2 separate regions of the Homo sapiens genome follow, and region 1 is linked to region 2. A link is a contact called in ENCODE Hi-C data. All regions are on one chromosome and are shown on one strand. The core of a region is the stretch at or near the end of the contact, and the rest is flanking DNA. Distances in the headings are between cores, read along the strand shown.

The links. Hi-C counts contacts between places; a loop is a spot of excess contacts on that map. Pooled maps may share reads with other maps.
Region 1: a map with no recorded cell type shows a loop between it and region 2 (3-fold over the local background). The contact joins two enhancer-like sites. A Hi-C loop is called at or near these places in 2 of 37 single-sample maps with no recorded cell type and 1 of 50 pooled maps.

What each region holds. Positions count from the first base shown.
Region 1 is chr12:94,816,674-94,823,557 of GRCh38, forward strand. No RefSeq gene overlaps it. Among named protein-coding and RNA genes, the nearest start is that of MIR492, 14 kb to the right of the region's middle. RefSeq lists an enhancer at 1,368-1,887. Within about 2 kb of position 1,523, at least 3 of the 41 ENCODE cell types and tissues checked have a DNase peak (open chromatin) inside an H3K27ac peak, as active enhancers do.
Region 2 is chr12:93,238,481-93,245,749 of GRCh38, forward strand. The region is part of intron 2 of LOC643339 (a long non-coding RNA gene); the gene reads right to left. Among named protein-coding and RNA genes, the nearest start is that of LINC02412, 68 kb to the left of the region's middle. RefSeq lists an enhancer at 5,222-5,481. Within about 2 kb of position 5,776, at least 16 of the 41 ENCODE cell types and tissues checked have a DNase peak (open chromatin) inside an H3K27ac peak, as active enhancers do.

The DNA of each region.
Region 1 (6,884 bases), core at 273-2,772, 1.6 Mb after region 2:
TAATTATATATTACATGCTACCTAGGATTTTATGAAACTGAGCTCAATCTCAAAATTAAAGAACTGTACTATAGGCTGGGAGCAGTGGCTCACGCCTATAACCCCAGCACTTTGGGAGGCCAAGGCAGGCAAATCACTTGAGGCCAGGAGTTCAAGACCAGCCTGGCCAACATAGTGAAAACCCATCTCTGCTAAAAATACAAAGATTAGCCGGGTGTGGTGGCTGGGGCCTGGAACCCCACCTACTTAGGAGGCTGAGGCACAAGAATTGCTTGAACCTGGGAGGCGGGCCATGAGCCTAGATCGCACCACTGCACTCCAGCTTGGATCACAGAGCGAGACTGTCTCAAAAAAAAAAAAAAAAAAAAAAAAAAAAGAAAGAACTTACTGTAAAATCTGCTTTGCTTTGTTACTCACTCTTATGAATACAGAGCCAATCACTGGTTCTAGCCTCACTATTATGCTATATTAAGGGAGGAGACCACCCCTCATATTGTCTTACACCCAATTTCTGCCTCCAAATAAAGAAGTAAAAACTAAAAGGCAGAAATGAAATCCACAGGCAGACAGCCCAGCGCTGAGCCCTGGGCCTGGTAGTTAAAGATCGACCCCTAACCTAAGCGGTTATGTCATCTATAGATTCCAGACATTATATGGAAAAGCATTGTGAAAATCCCTGTCCTGTTCCGTTCTGATTACCAGTGCATGCAGCCCCCAGTCACGTACTCCCAGCTTGCTCAATCGATCACGATCCTCTCACGCGGACCCCCTTAGAGTTGTAAGCCCTTAAAAGGGACAGGAATTGCTCACTTGGGGAGCTCAGTTGTTGGAGACGTGAGTCTTGCCGACGCTCCCAGCCGAATAAAGCCCTTCCTTAACTCGGTGTCTGAGGGGTTTTGTCTGCAGCTCGTCCTGCTACAATATTACTGTATATATGTAAAATATGCTATATTACTATATTTTCTCATTTATAAAGTGGGAGTAAAAATAACAGCTACCTCATTGCATTTTTGTGAGGATTAAATTAGTTAACACATGTATAATAGTTATGGGACATAGTGACCACTTAAGAAATGTTAGCTAGTATTATTGTTGTTGTTACCAGGCACTGTTCTGGCTAACATTCTATTAGACCAAGTTAAATATTAGTTCATTTAGTTAATCTGCCCAGAAAAGTATTAATAGAAGCAAGTTGCCCATATAACCTGTCCCCTTGACAACAAAATTTGCCTTCTGAAAGCCATTAATGGATTCTCAAGGTACAAGAATTGCCTATGAATTGTTTACTTTTTAGAATATGATTTCCCCTTGAGGCAGAATATATATTTAACAGGTCCTAAATGTATACCAGAAAGAACTGAATCGCCAGCTTCACTAACAGGTTTCTCTAAAAAGAAAATCAGACAGCAATTTTACCTTCTGTTCAGGCCAGATGATGTTCCTAATCCTGCAAGGTCTGGGGTACTTTCATCTGATAAGAGCCCATGAGCTTCTGAGAGCTTCAAATGACTACTACTTAGGTTAAAAATAAGCACCGAGAAACAAAAACTGAGAAACAAAAGCAGAAGTATTTCTAAAATTGCTCTCTTCGCACTGTCTCGCTGCGGGTACTTTCCTGTCTCTCAGATCACTGACCTTCAGTCCAGCAATTTCCAGTGTCCTGCAGGCTGCTGATCCCAAGATGCTCAGCCACACAAAGGTGTTGCGGCCAAGTAAGGTTGGGGAACCCATACTATACTCCCTTTTGCCACAATACCTTTTTAACCAGACTCCTTTTGTGATAGTAGGTAGCTAGTTAGACCTGAGCAGGGCAGAAGAGGGCTCCCCTGCCCCACTCCAGGAGTGTCAGGCAACCACTGAGGTCAGGCAGTTGTTAACTGTCTCTCTAAAATAATAATTGGGCCGGGCACGGTGGCTCACACCTGTAATCCCAGCACTTTGGGAGGCTGAGGCAGGCGGATCTCTTGAGGTCTGGAGTTTGAGACCAGCTTGGCCAACACAGTGAAACCCCATCTCTAATAAAAATACAAAAATTGGCAGGGCATGGTTGCGGGCACCTGTAATCCCAGCTTCCCCGGGAGCCTGAGGCAGGAGAATCGCTTGAACCTGGGAGGCGGAGGTTGCAGTGAGCCGAGATCGCACCACTGCACTCCAGCCTAGGCTACAGAGCGAGAATCTAAATAAAAGAATAAAATAAAATAAAATAATAATTGGTCACAGCCAGCACCAGAGAAAGGCAGTCTCCCAATAGATAGAAACACCTGAAGCTGGGAATCAGCAGTTTCCTGATAAGATCTCAGGAGTTGGGCCAGTGGGCTCAAGCAAAAAAGAGGCAAAATGGCAAAGTTTAACTGGTATATGACCTTCTAGGAACATTCAACTGGTAAGAGAAGAATGCCTCGAGTGAGCATGCGTACAACTCCAGTAAACATACCGTGCATGCATCACTCCTAAGTGCTGGCAGCCACTGCGGATGCGGAGAGCCCACCCAAGGGAAGAATCAGGAGACAAGGGACACAAGCTCCTGGAAATATGACAACATATAAAATCCCAAGTCAATGGGGAATCCATGCACTTGATCTCTCCAGTCACCCCCTTGGCCCTCTTCCAAGTTCACTTCCTTTCATTCCTGCTGTAAAGCTTTTGAATAAACTTTCATTCCTCTAAAACTTGCCTTGGTCTCTGTGTCAAATATTTTCTTCTGAAGAGGGAAGAATTGAGGTTGCTGCAGACCTGTATGGACTCACCACTGCTAACACCTTTTTCAAGGAATATCTACTAGAATCTAGGTGTTGGAAATGCTGAAATAGTCTAAACTAACCAATTATTTCCACCTTAAAATGACTGTAGGCTCATTCACCTGGCCTGGCAAAGTCAGCACTTACTTAAAAGCAGATGGGAGAGAATGTTGACCCTATACATACCCACAGTCCCTGATCAACATACATTTTCATGAAGAGGTATATCTTGGATCAAGTCAAAAAGAAACTATCCCCGGATCCATCTGAGGTGTGTCCCATACTCAGGGAACACACCAAAAAATTCAGGAATGGCTCACAGGGAAGCATGATTTCAGAAGATCGGGAGCATAAGAAAAAGGAAGATGATGACACTATAAGAGAAATCCTATCAACAAAAGGAATATAATTCTCCTCCTGTTTTTTTTAAGTCAAGGAGAAGAATGCTGGTGCATTACAATCTAATTGGAACATGTCCAAAGTGATGGGAGAAATCCACTGACACCAGATTAAAGGAGTCCTGAGCAGAGAGGAAGCTGGATGGTGGCAGGGTCCTCGAAAAACTATCTCCAAAGACTCCAATCTCTAGAGCATTATCTTAGTTCTATGACTGGAAATTTTTTCCAGAATCCTCAATATCTATCTGTAATGTAAGGCTCCTTTTTGCTAGCACCAGAAGCTTACATAAAATTAGGCACTTGGGGAAGCATCTTGACCCCCTCATCAGGCCACCCAACCATAACTGCCCCAATGGCCAACAGGTGGGGATTATGGGAACTATAATTCAAGATAAGATTTGGGTGGGGACACAGTCGAACCATATCAATGGAGGAATACATGGATATACATGCAGAAATCTGGGTGGCTTTAATTCCTTCCATGAGGTCTTACAATCCTACCATCACTATAAACTAGCCAAAATTAAAATATATCTGGGCAGACAGGAGACCCAGATGGGTAGGAACTAAATATACAAACATTTCTCTCAGTAGAGAGAAAAACCAAGAAAAGGGAAGAAATAAGATTCAAAATGATCCCAAGAGGCACATCCTGGGGAAAACCCAACAAGATAAATATAGTAAGTCCTCAAAAGATGCTAGTTACTAGTATTATCATTAATGTTAAATAGTAATATTAACTGTAAATCCCTGCATTTATATTGAAGATAGCAATTACATAAGAAAAGATATTAGAGAACTGGCTTAGCCAAAATCCACAGGAGAAAATAAAATTTGCGTTTTGGCTAATCACAAGCCCAACACGTGTCAGCACTGCAATGTAGCTGATAAGTAACTAACACCACTGGGCAGCCCTCACCCAGAGCAAAGGAGCTAACAGGCTCACAAAACTCTCCCAGCCAGGCCATATCTGATGTGTAGGTTTGATTTAGGCACAAAAGATATAGACAATCGGAATTGCATCTAGCAAGAAGTGACTATCACAGCTGTAAGTCTGGAATCCAAATTAAACACAAAATAGTTGATAGAACAGGTGGCAACCATGGAAGTGATGGTTTAAGGTACTCTTCGATATTTGAAGAGCTGCCAATAAAGAATGGCACTAGTTGTTTTGTGTCACCAACGGGTGAAATTTACAGGGGAGGCTAAGTTAGGCTCCATACATAAAATGATTTTCCAATACTTAAAATTATCCAAGAATTGATCCCACGGGCTTGAAAAGTTTTAAGCTTTCTTTTTGAAAGTGCCTGGGAGCCAGAAGATTATCAACCAACAAGAGCAATCTAAGGATTCCTCTGGTGGGTGAAGGGATGCACTCTGAAGTTTCAAGGCCCCTTTCAGCATCAAGAATCTGCAATTCTATGGTTCTGACTATAGCTGAGCTTCATCAGATTAGTAGACAGAGCCCAGTGCTACCCTCTCCTCCCACTCATTTTTGCATGGTGAATGGTAAATATTCTTGGGGCGAGGCGCAGTGGCTCACGCCTGTAATCCCAGCACTTTGGGAGGCCGAGGCAGGCGAATCACAAGGTCAGGAGATCGAAACCATCCTGGCCAACATGGTGAAACCTTGTCTCTAAAAAAAAATACAAAAATTAGCTGGGTGTGGTGGCATGTGCCTGTAATCCCAGCTACTTGGGAGGCTGAGGCAGGAGAATTGCTTGAACCAGGGAGTCGGAGGTTGCAGTGAGCTGAGATCGCACCACTGCACTCCAGCCTGGCGACAGAGCAAGACTCCATCTCAAAATAAATAAATAAATAAATTCTTGGTAGACTCTGGAAAAAATGATCAAATAATACTTGTGTCTCCAATATTAACTAATTTGTGTTAAATACCCTTTTATTCTACTTAAACTCTTGTATTTCTTATCTGCAAAAGGACCTAAATGAGAAGATAAAGGTAAATTAACTCTGAAAACCTTTAAAGCAATGTAAGGGATATTTTTATAATTATTGATGTTTATCAATAAGTAGAGAAGCACTCAACTAATTTTTTAAAAAAGAAAAATTTGCATATAAAGCAGTCATTTTTCTTATCTGACTTCAATTGTAAATTGCTGAGGAAGGTCTAATTTCACCTTCTATCTCAAGATTTGGTAGCCAAAGTTACCAAAGGCCTGCATAGTTACCAAAGGCCTGAACACACAATTCCAGGAAGGTGCCCAACACAGTGTATTAGCAAGAGAACTTGGAGGCTGGGCTTTGCCTTCTGTCCTCAAACAGGAATAAATGTAGATCCAGGGAGAATGAAAGAGTAAAAATTGGGACATCTAAACTAAGAATAAACCAAAGAGACAGGAATATTTGGGTGCTAAGAGGCAAAGGCCAAACACAAACTATAAAAGAAAAAATTGATTAACTGGACTTCAGAATTAAAAGCTCTCTTCAAAAGTCACCATTAAGAAAATTAATTAATTACTCTACATATTTACCAGTGAAAGAAAAGGAAAATGAAATGCAAGCCACAGATGGGTGAAAATATTTATAAATGATATCTGATAAGGCACTTATATCCAGAATATATAAAGAACTCTCACAACTCAATAATAAGACAAGGAACTCAATTTAAAAATAGGCCAGGCCGGGTGTGGTGGCTCACGCCTGTAATCCCTGAACTTTGAGAGGCCAAGGCAGGCAGATCACCTGAGGTCAGGAGTTCAAGACCAGCCTGATCAACATAGTGAAACTCCGTTTCTACTAAAAATACACAAATTAGCCAAGCATGGTAGAGCATGCCTGTAATCCCAGCTACTTGGGAGTCTGGGGCAGGAGAATCGCTTGAACCTAGGAGGCAGAGGTTGCAGTGAGCCAAGACTGTGCCACTGCACTCCCACCTAGGTGACAGAGCAAGACTTCACCTTAAAAATAAATAAATAAATAAATAAAAATAAAAATAGGCCAAAAATTGAATGGACATTTCACCAAAGAAAATATATAAACAGCTGAGTGGGTTCCAAGATGGCCGAATAGGAACAGCTCCAGTCTACAGCTCTCAGCGTAAGTGACCCAGAAGACAGATGATTTCTGCACTTCCATCTGAGGTACCGGGTTCATTTCACTGGGGCTTGTCAGACAGTGGGTGCAGCCCAGGGAGTGTTAGGTGAAGCAGGGCGGGGCATCGCTTCACCCGGGAAACACAAAGGGTCGGGGAATTCCCTTTCCTAGCCAAGGGAAGCCGTGACAGATAGCACCTGGAAAATCGGGACACTCCCACCCTAATACTGCGCTTTTCCAATGGTCTTAGCAAACAGCACACCAGGAGATTTTATCCCACGCCTGGCTCGGAGGGTCCCAAGCCCACGGAGCCTTGCTCACTGCCAGCACAGCAGTCTAAGATCGAACTGCAAGGTAGCAGCAAGGCTAGGGGAGGGGCATCTGCCATTGCTTAAGCCTGAGTAGGTAAACAAAGCGGCCCAGAAACTCGAACTGGGTGGAGCCCACTGCAGCTCAAGGAGGCCTGCCTGCCACTGTAGACACCACCTCTGGGGGCAGGGCATAGCTGAACAAAAAGCAGCAGAAACTTCTGCAGACTTACACGTCCCTGTCTGACAGCATTGAAGAGAGTAGTGGTTCTCCCAGCACGGAGTTTGAGATGTGAGAACGGACAGACTGCCTCCTCAAGTGGGTCCCTGACCTCCAAGTAGCCTAACTGGGAGACACCTTCCAGTAGGGGGCCGACTGACACCTC
Region 2 (7,269 bases), core at 4,526-7,025:
CTACTAAAAATATAAAAATTAGCCAGGCATGGTGGTGCGCACCTGTAATCCCAGCTACTGGGGAGGCTGAGACAGGAGAATCACTTGAACCCAGGAGGCAGAGATTGCAGTGAGTTGAGATTGCACCACTGTACTCCAGCGTAGGTGACAGGGCGAGATTCTGTGTCAAAAAAAAAAAGAAGAAGCCAGCTTCTTGCACTGAGTCAGTTCCTGGGTGGGGGCCACAAGATCAGATGAGCCAGTTTATCAATCTGGCTGGTGACAGCTGATCCATCAAGTGCAGGGCCTACAAAATATCTCAAGCACTGATCTTAAGAGCAGTTTAGGAAGAATCAGAATATTGTATCCTCCAGCTGCATAACTCCTAAACCATAATTTCTAATCTTGTCGCTAATGTTAGTCCTGCAGAGACAACCTAGTCTCCAGGCAAGAAGGAGGTATGCTTTGGGGAAGGGCTGTTGTCATCTTTGTTTTAAACTATAAATTATAAACTAAGTTTCTCCCAAAGTTAGTTCAGCCTACGCCCAGGAATGAACAAGGACAGTTTGGAGGTTAGAAGCAAGATGGAGTCAGTTAAGTTAGATCTCTTTCACTGTCTCAGTCAAAATTTTGTAAAGGCGGTTTCAAATCCTATGAAGGAAATACTATTCCTTTTGTCTACAGATAAGAACATCAAGGCACAGAGTGCTTAAGTAATCTGCCTCAACCTGTCAATATTTTTTTAAAAGTCTATGTGGCTCTAGAATCCAGATGTTTAAACACTATCCTGTCCTCCCTCTCAATTAGATGATTAAAGTGGTTTGACAGTACCTGCTTTATAGAAAGAGTTCAATAAATATTGGCTACAATTATTATTCTCCTTTTATACATGGACCTTCATATTTTAGTTAAAATTATCAGCTAAGATTATCAGTTAATTAAAACATTTAAAATAATAATATAATAATTTGTCAAGTCATATTTCCTAGGAATTTCTACTAGGTTTAGGAAGTATCTCTGGTAGCCAGCCTCCAAGATGGCCGCCAACAATCCCTGCCTCCTGGTATTCACACCCTTGTATGGTCCTCTCCCATATGGTATCAGGGTTGATCTGTACAATCAATGGAATGCCACTTCTGAGACTAAGTTATAAGAAATTGTGACTTTTGCCTTTCTCACTTTCACAATAAGATCCCTAACTCAGGTGGGATAAGTTAGCTGCCATGTTGTGAGTAGCTCTATGGAAAGGCCCCTATAGTGAAGAACTGAGGCCACCTACCAACAGCCATGTGAACGGGCCATCTTGAAAGTGGATCCTTCCCCAGTCAAGCCTTCAGATGGGCACAACCCAGGAGAGACCCTGAGCTAGAACTACTCATGTATTAGTCCATTTTCATACTGCTATGAAGAAATACCTGAGACTGGGTAATTTATAAGGCAAAAAAAGTTTAACGAACTCACAGTTCCACATGGCTGGGAAGGCCTCACAATCATGGTGGAAGGCAAAGGAGGAGCAAAGGCACATCTTACATGGTGGCAGGCAAGAGAGCGTGTGTAGGGGAATTGCCATTTATAAAACCATCAGATCTAGTGAGACTTATTCTCTATCATAAGAACAGCATGGGAAAACCTGCCTCCATGATTTAATTACCTCCCACCAGGTCCTTCCTACAACATGTGGGGATTATGGGAGCTACAGTTCAAGATGAGATTTGGATGGGGACACAGACAAATCATATCAACCTAGCTAAGCCACCTCCAGACTTTCGAGCCCTTAAAAACAATATGAGATAACAAATGTGTATTGTTCAAATCCACTAAGTTTGGGGTCACTGTTATGCAGTGATACATAACTAATACATCATCTCTTCTAGAAGCCTTCAACTGACCCCCAGCATTCTGTGCCATATCATAGCACCTACTATATTCTGACTTACATCTTTTCCCTTCATTCTCCCATTCTAGATAATGAGATCAAGGACAGGGACTAGCTCATACTGATTTTTGAATTCCCAGGATCTAGCATAATGCTGCAATTGGTGTGGACTTCAATAAATGTATATTATTGAGCTGAACTATCTTCACTTACTGTACATCCTTTGTCCTTAAAATATAGTTTGCATTTCAGATTTCTCATGAATTCAGGTAGTTCCTGCCATCTAAACAATTAGGCCTGGTTTCACTCAACTAGTATTTGATTATTAAAGTCAATATTAAAATTGTACTATCCAAGATCTTAGACACATCTTTTTTATTTTTGCAATAGAATCATATCAACTTGTAACAGAAGAGGTTTGATAGTACGTAAGGTAGCAACATTCCTCTGTTTTCAAAGTAATTGTGCCATTAGCCCAGAATTTTTCTTTTTTCCAAATAGGATTAAATAACCTGGAGATAAAAGTAGTTCTCCAAAGGAAAAGGTAAAATAATTTCACAGAAAATATTTCCTGAGTTGGTCATATGACATCAGAGATTGGGATTAAAGATTTTATTTTTTTAACTCATTTAATTCATGGAATATAAATTTATTGTTATCAAAGATATCAGTTCAATTTTATTATTGAACCTGTAATTCATTCTATACTTTGATCCTGTGAAGACCAAATTCATCATTTTCTTCAAAAATGTCATATAAAACTTGAGTGATCAGTGACATTCTTTATTTTGTTTTTGTAAAATAAGGAAGACATTAAAGCCATATGAACTTCCTCAGTAAATGGAAAGCAGTCCACATCAATGCATTCCTCATCATGGTCATTACCAAGGGATTCACTACTTCTAGGAGGCTCTATCCTCAGCAAACAAACAATGGCCCACTTCATCATTTCCAAGTTGAAGTTCCTTGCCCCAAAATATACTACAATCCAACAAAGGAATGGACATCATTCTTGCTGATATGTCCCCAGATGACAGCATTCTTAAGAGAAGTTTCACAGCTCTGGATAATGTGAGTTTATCTGCAAGCATTGACACAATACACATTCAAGGGAAGTGGTGGTGGTCTTGGCATTGACACACAGTGGAAACTCAACAGTGACGTAGACTACAGTCAACACACATGTAACATCCTCAGGTTATATCCCACTTCAGTCTAGCCTGGCAGAAACAACTAAAATAAAATACATAAGCATGCAACATCCATATAATAAGTTCAGGAATTAAGGATGAGAATGAAAACCATCTATCCCATATACACAGCTTGGGAACTAAGGACTTGACCTGTCTCTCTAACTCTCTCCCTCTCAACACACACACACACTCACACACTCACTCACACACATACATACACTTTCTTTCCTACATTAACGTAAGTTTACTACTCCACTGTCTTCATTAGCATAACTTTACTATTCCAGGAGATTCTAGCCTAAGCAAATAATTTGATTATTCATTACAGAAACTTCCCAAAAAGATCCTTCACTCTTCAACAGGAAGTACCAGCAGACGGTTAACACCCTAAGGATCTTCAAATCCCTCAACTCAAAATCCTTTCCTTGCTGTTTCCAATTCTACACTGTTGTGTTATTATCCTTATTCAATCTTCATCAAGCTCCCTTACCGAAAGATCACCTTAAACCAAACTCCCAATAAAACATATTTTTTAATTCACCACTGATCGGAAGGCATAAAATAATTTTTTAAATAATAAAATACAACCTTGCTTTTTTCCCCTCAGAGATATTACCAAAGCTCTGCCTAGGAGGTGATCTTCCCTACCACAATAAACAATACAGATAGCTTTGACTTATCAGCAGGTTGTGTTGGTGATATTTGGAGAGCCAGCATTTGACAAGTACTTAGTATGGATCGAGCAATAAGCTAAAACATTTGGAAACTGATATATGGCTTAATCTAAGCTAAAACTAAAGCATCTGGAAACTTAATCTATTTCCCCCTAGAGGTCAGAGGCCCTCACTGTTTAAACAATTCCACATCTGGACATTTAAATTTCTGCCTGGTCCAGCATTTGCTACCGTATGTTAAGAGGAATTATTTGTCTAAATGAAAAAACGTTTCCATGGTCAAACAATTTGAAGACTGATGAGTTAAGAATAAAAAGCATCATTTCTTCACTGTGGGACTTCTCAGGGCCTTTAGGGTATACTACTGGGTATCAAAAATATCCAAGAGGGAGTTATTAATATATAGCCTACGCAAAATGTATATAGATGCTTTGTCCTACAGTAACTCCCTAGATTCTCACTGGATACAACAGGGATGATGGACAGTTTTATCTAACCTTCCATCCTGCCGTTTATTCACAGGCCATTTCCAGAGAACATGGTCAGAAAGGAAGATAAATGACCACAGCTGTCTTAGCCCTCAGCAATCAGCTCCGTGGTAATTTTAGGGCTGCCTTGATCTGTGGGCAGGGGAAAATGAAGGAAATGAATTAGCCTGAGTCCTGCCAGCCTTTAAATGAGGATGCCTGTGTGCCCTGAGCTATGCTTAGCTAATTCCAGCCCTTCTCCCCAAAGGGAATGCTGGTCTTTCAATATACTGCCAGGAGTTCCTTAAACCTTTCCCACATCTGTGAACACCAGGCAGAAGTTGTCCAAATGGTCCAAGTTGCTGATCTTTGCTCAAAGGAAGGCCCTGCTGGCATGGACCCCTCAGTTTACAAAGAGGTGGCATCTGACATACTCTGCCCCACTAACAGCTAAAATCCTCATGCTGTTATCTTTCTTGACTGTACCCTTCTGCTAAGATCTCCACTTAAAGGACATTGTTTTGGTCAGCACTCTGACTTGCTTGTTTTGGGTAAAGGAGAGGAAATTGACATTTACTAGACACTTTCTATGCGTCTGATGTCACATAAGACACTTTACATGCTTTATTCCATGTAATTCTAACAAGTGCAAAAAAATCATAATAGCAAATGTTTATCTAGTGTTTCCCATGTACCATGCACTGTTGTAAATGCTTTACATAGTCTCACTCTCTCAAGGCTCAAGGCAACTCTACGTGGTAGATGCTGCTATTACCCCCACTCTATAAATGAGCAAATAGAAGGATAAAGAGGTGAAAATAATTTGTGTAAGGTCACATAGACAGTAGCAGAGCCAGATCGGAACACAGTCACAGTCCATGCATCTAACCACACTACCATTGTCTGCCATTATCTGTCCTGTCAGATGAGAAAACCAAAGCTCAAAGAAGCAGCTCTCTCAAAGGCACACCGGAAGTGGAAGAACTGGTACCAGAACCCATGTCTGTCTACTCCCAAGTCCGTGTTTCTCCTCTAGACCACAGGCTCTCAGAGCATAGTTCCCAGACCAGCAACATCTGTAACAACTGGGAAACTTGTTAGAAATGCAAATTCTTGGCCCCACTCCAGATCTACTAAATCTGAAAGTCTGGCATGGGGCCCAGTCATCTCTATTTTAACAGGACTCCAGGTGATTCCCATGCAGACTAAAGTTTGGGAGGCACTCCTCTACACCATGCTGCCTTCTGTAGAGCACTGAATTTTGATTTTACCGGCAAGGACTAGAGATAGTGCTGTCTAGTGGTTAGAAGCTCTGGGAAGCTAAGAAACAACTTGGTCATGACCCAGCATATTTCACTGTCCTTGACAGTAGACAGGCCAGGGGTTGCTTTTTCCCCCCTTAGCAAATTCATGGAGCAGAAAAAGAACAGCTGCACTGTGGTCAAGAGGAAGACTGGATTCTGTCCTTGGCCATCCTTTACCCTGCTGATCACTTTTCAGATCCAGAGATTCTCAGTGCCTTTCTGTTCAATGTTCTGCTGCTTTTGCCTGCCAGCTTTGTCAGCTCCTACCTGTGACCCTTCTTGTCTTTCAACCCCTCCCACTTCAGGAGGAAGCACTTCTGTGGCAATATGTTCAGCTGATGAGCTGCCCTCCTGGTTCAGATATTGTGCAATGCAAAACATTTCTTAACAATTCCGGAAGCAAACTTTTTTTTTCTCCTTTATTGCTGTCAGGATCAGTTCAGTAGCTACACTAAAGCTTTCACCACTCACTGCTTCACTGAAAAGTTTAAGACCAGAGCGTTCTGCTGAATCAAGCTGTTGTTGAGAGGTTCAGTGTACGTATATAAAACAGAACAATAATTGATTTTTATAGAGGCTGAAAGAAAGTTAAGGAATCTTGGATGGCTCAGGGTGGGAGCTTGAAAGGCTTTTGACTCAGGATGAAGGATCACATGGTCCTCAATTTGTGCTTAATAGCTACAACATGGGGAAAGAGAGAGAGAGAGACACGGTATATAGGGGAAGAAGCTAAGTTAGCGCCAAGCTGAGTATTTTGCAGTCAGGGATCAAAAGGATACTACTTTTAAAAACCATATTTCTTCTTTAACAAACATTAATTCAAGCTCATTGAGTTTCTGTAGGTCATACGTTTCAATCCAGGATCAGCAACACAGAGTGTGTTATTTCACTTTCAATGCTGAGGGTGGGGACCTCCCCCTGCGAGAACATGCTGTATGTTGATTAAAGTTGCAAGGAGAGCTATGAAGGATCTGCCCAAATCTCCTTAATCTCTTTTTCTTCCTTCTTGATAGGTTTCTAGGGATCTGTTGGTTGAATTGTTCTGTGCTTGATATGGAATCTTGGTTTTTATTGGCCCACAGTAAAACTAATTACTACTGGAAAGGGCACCAAATTAAGATTAGCAAGCCTGACTTGATTTATCAAAATGGAATGTATGTATGTAATGGGTGAGTGTGTAGATGTTAGAATCAGGCAGAACACTCCTCAGTTTATGACCTCTCCAAAACCTGGTAGCGGCCGGGCGTGGTGCTCACGCCTGTAATCCCAGCACTTTGGGAGGCTAAGGTGGGCAGGTCATTTGAGGTCAGGAGTTCAAGGCCAGCCTGGCCAACATGGCGAAAACCCATCTCTACTAAAAATACAAAAATTAGCTGGGTGTGGTGGCACATGCCTGCAGTTCCATCTACTCAGGAGGCTGAGGCAGGAGAATCACTTGAACCCGGGAGGCAGAGGTTGCAGTGAGCCGAGATCGTGCCACTGCACTCCTGCCTGGGCAACAGAGCAAGACTCTGTCTCAAAAACAAAACAAACAAACGAAAAAAACCTGGTGGATTATCTTAAGGATTAAGTGGGAAAATACAGGTAATTCCCAACCTGCACAGCTGGGGCATTCAATACTGTTAACTGTTATCAGTGAATTCGCACTCATCGGAGTCTAGTTGGTGCCCGCCCCTGTGCTGGCGAGGCCCTGCAGGATCACAGAGGGACTCTCTGTTGGGGGCAGGCCTAGTTGCAGCTGCACTATTGTCAGCACACCTGCCCCCAACCTAGCCC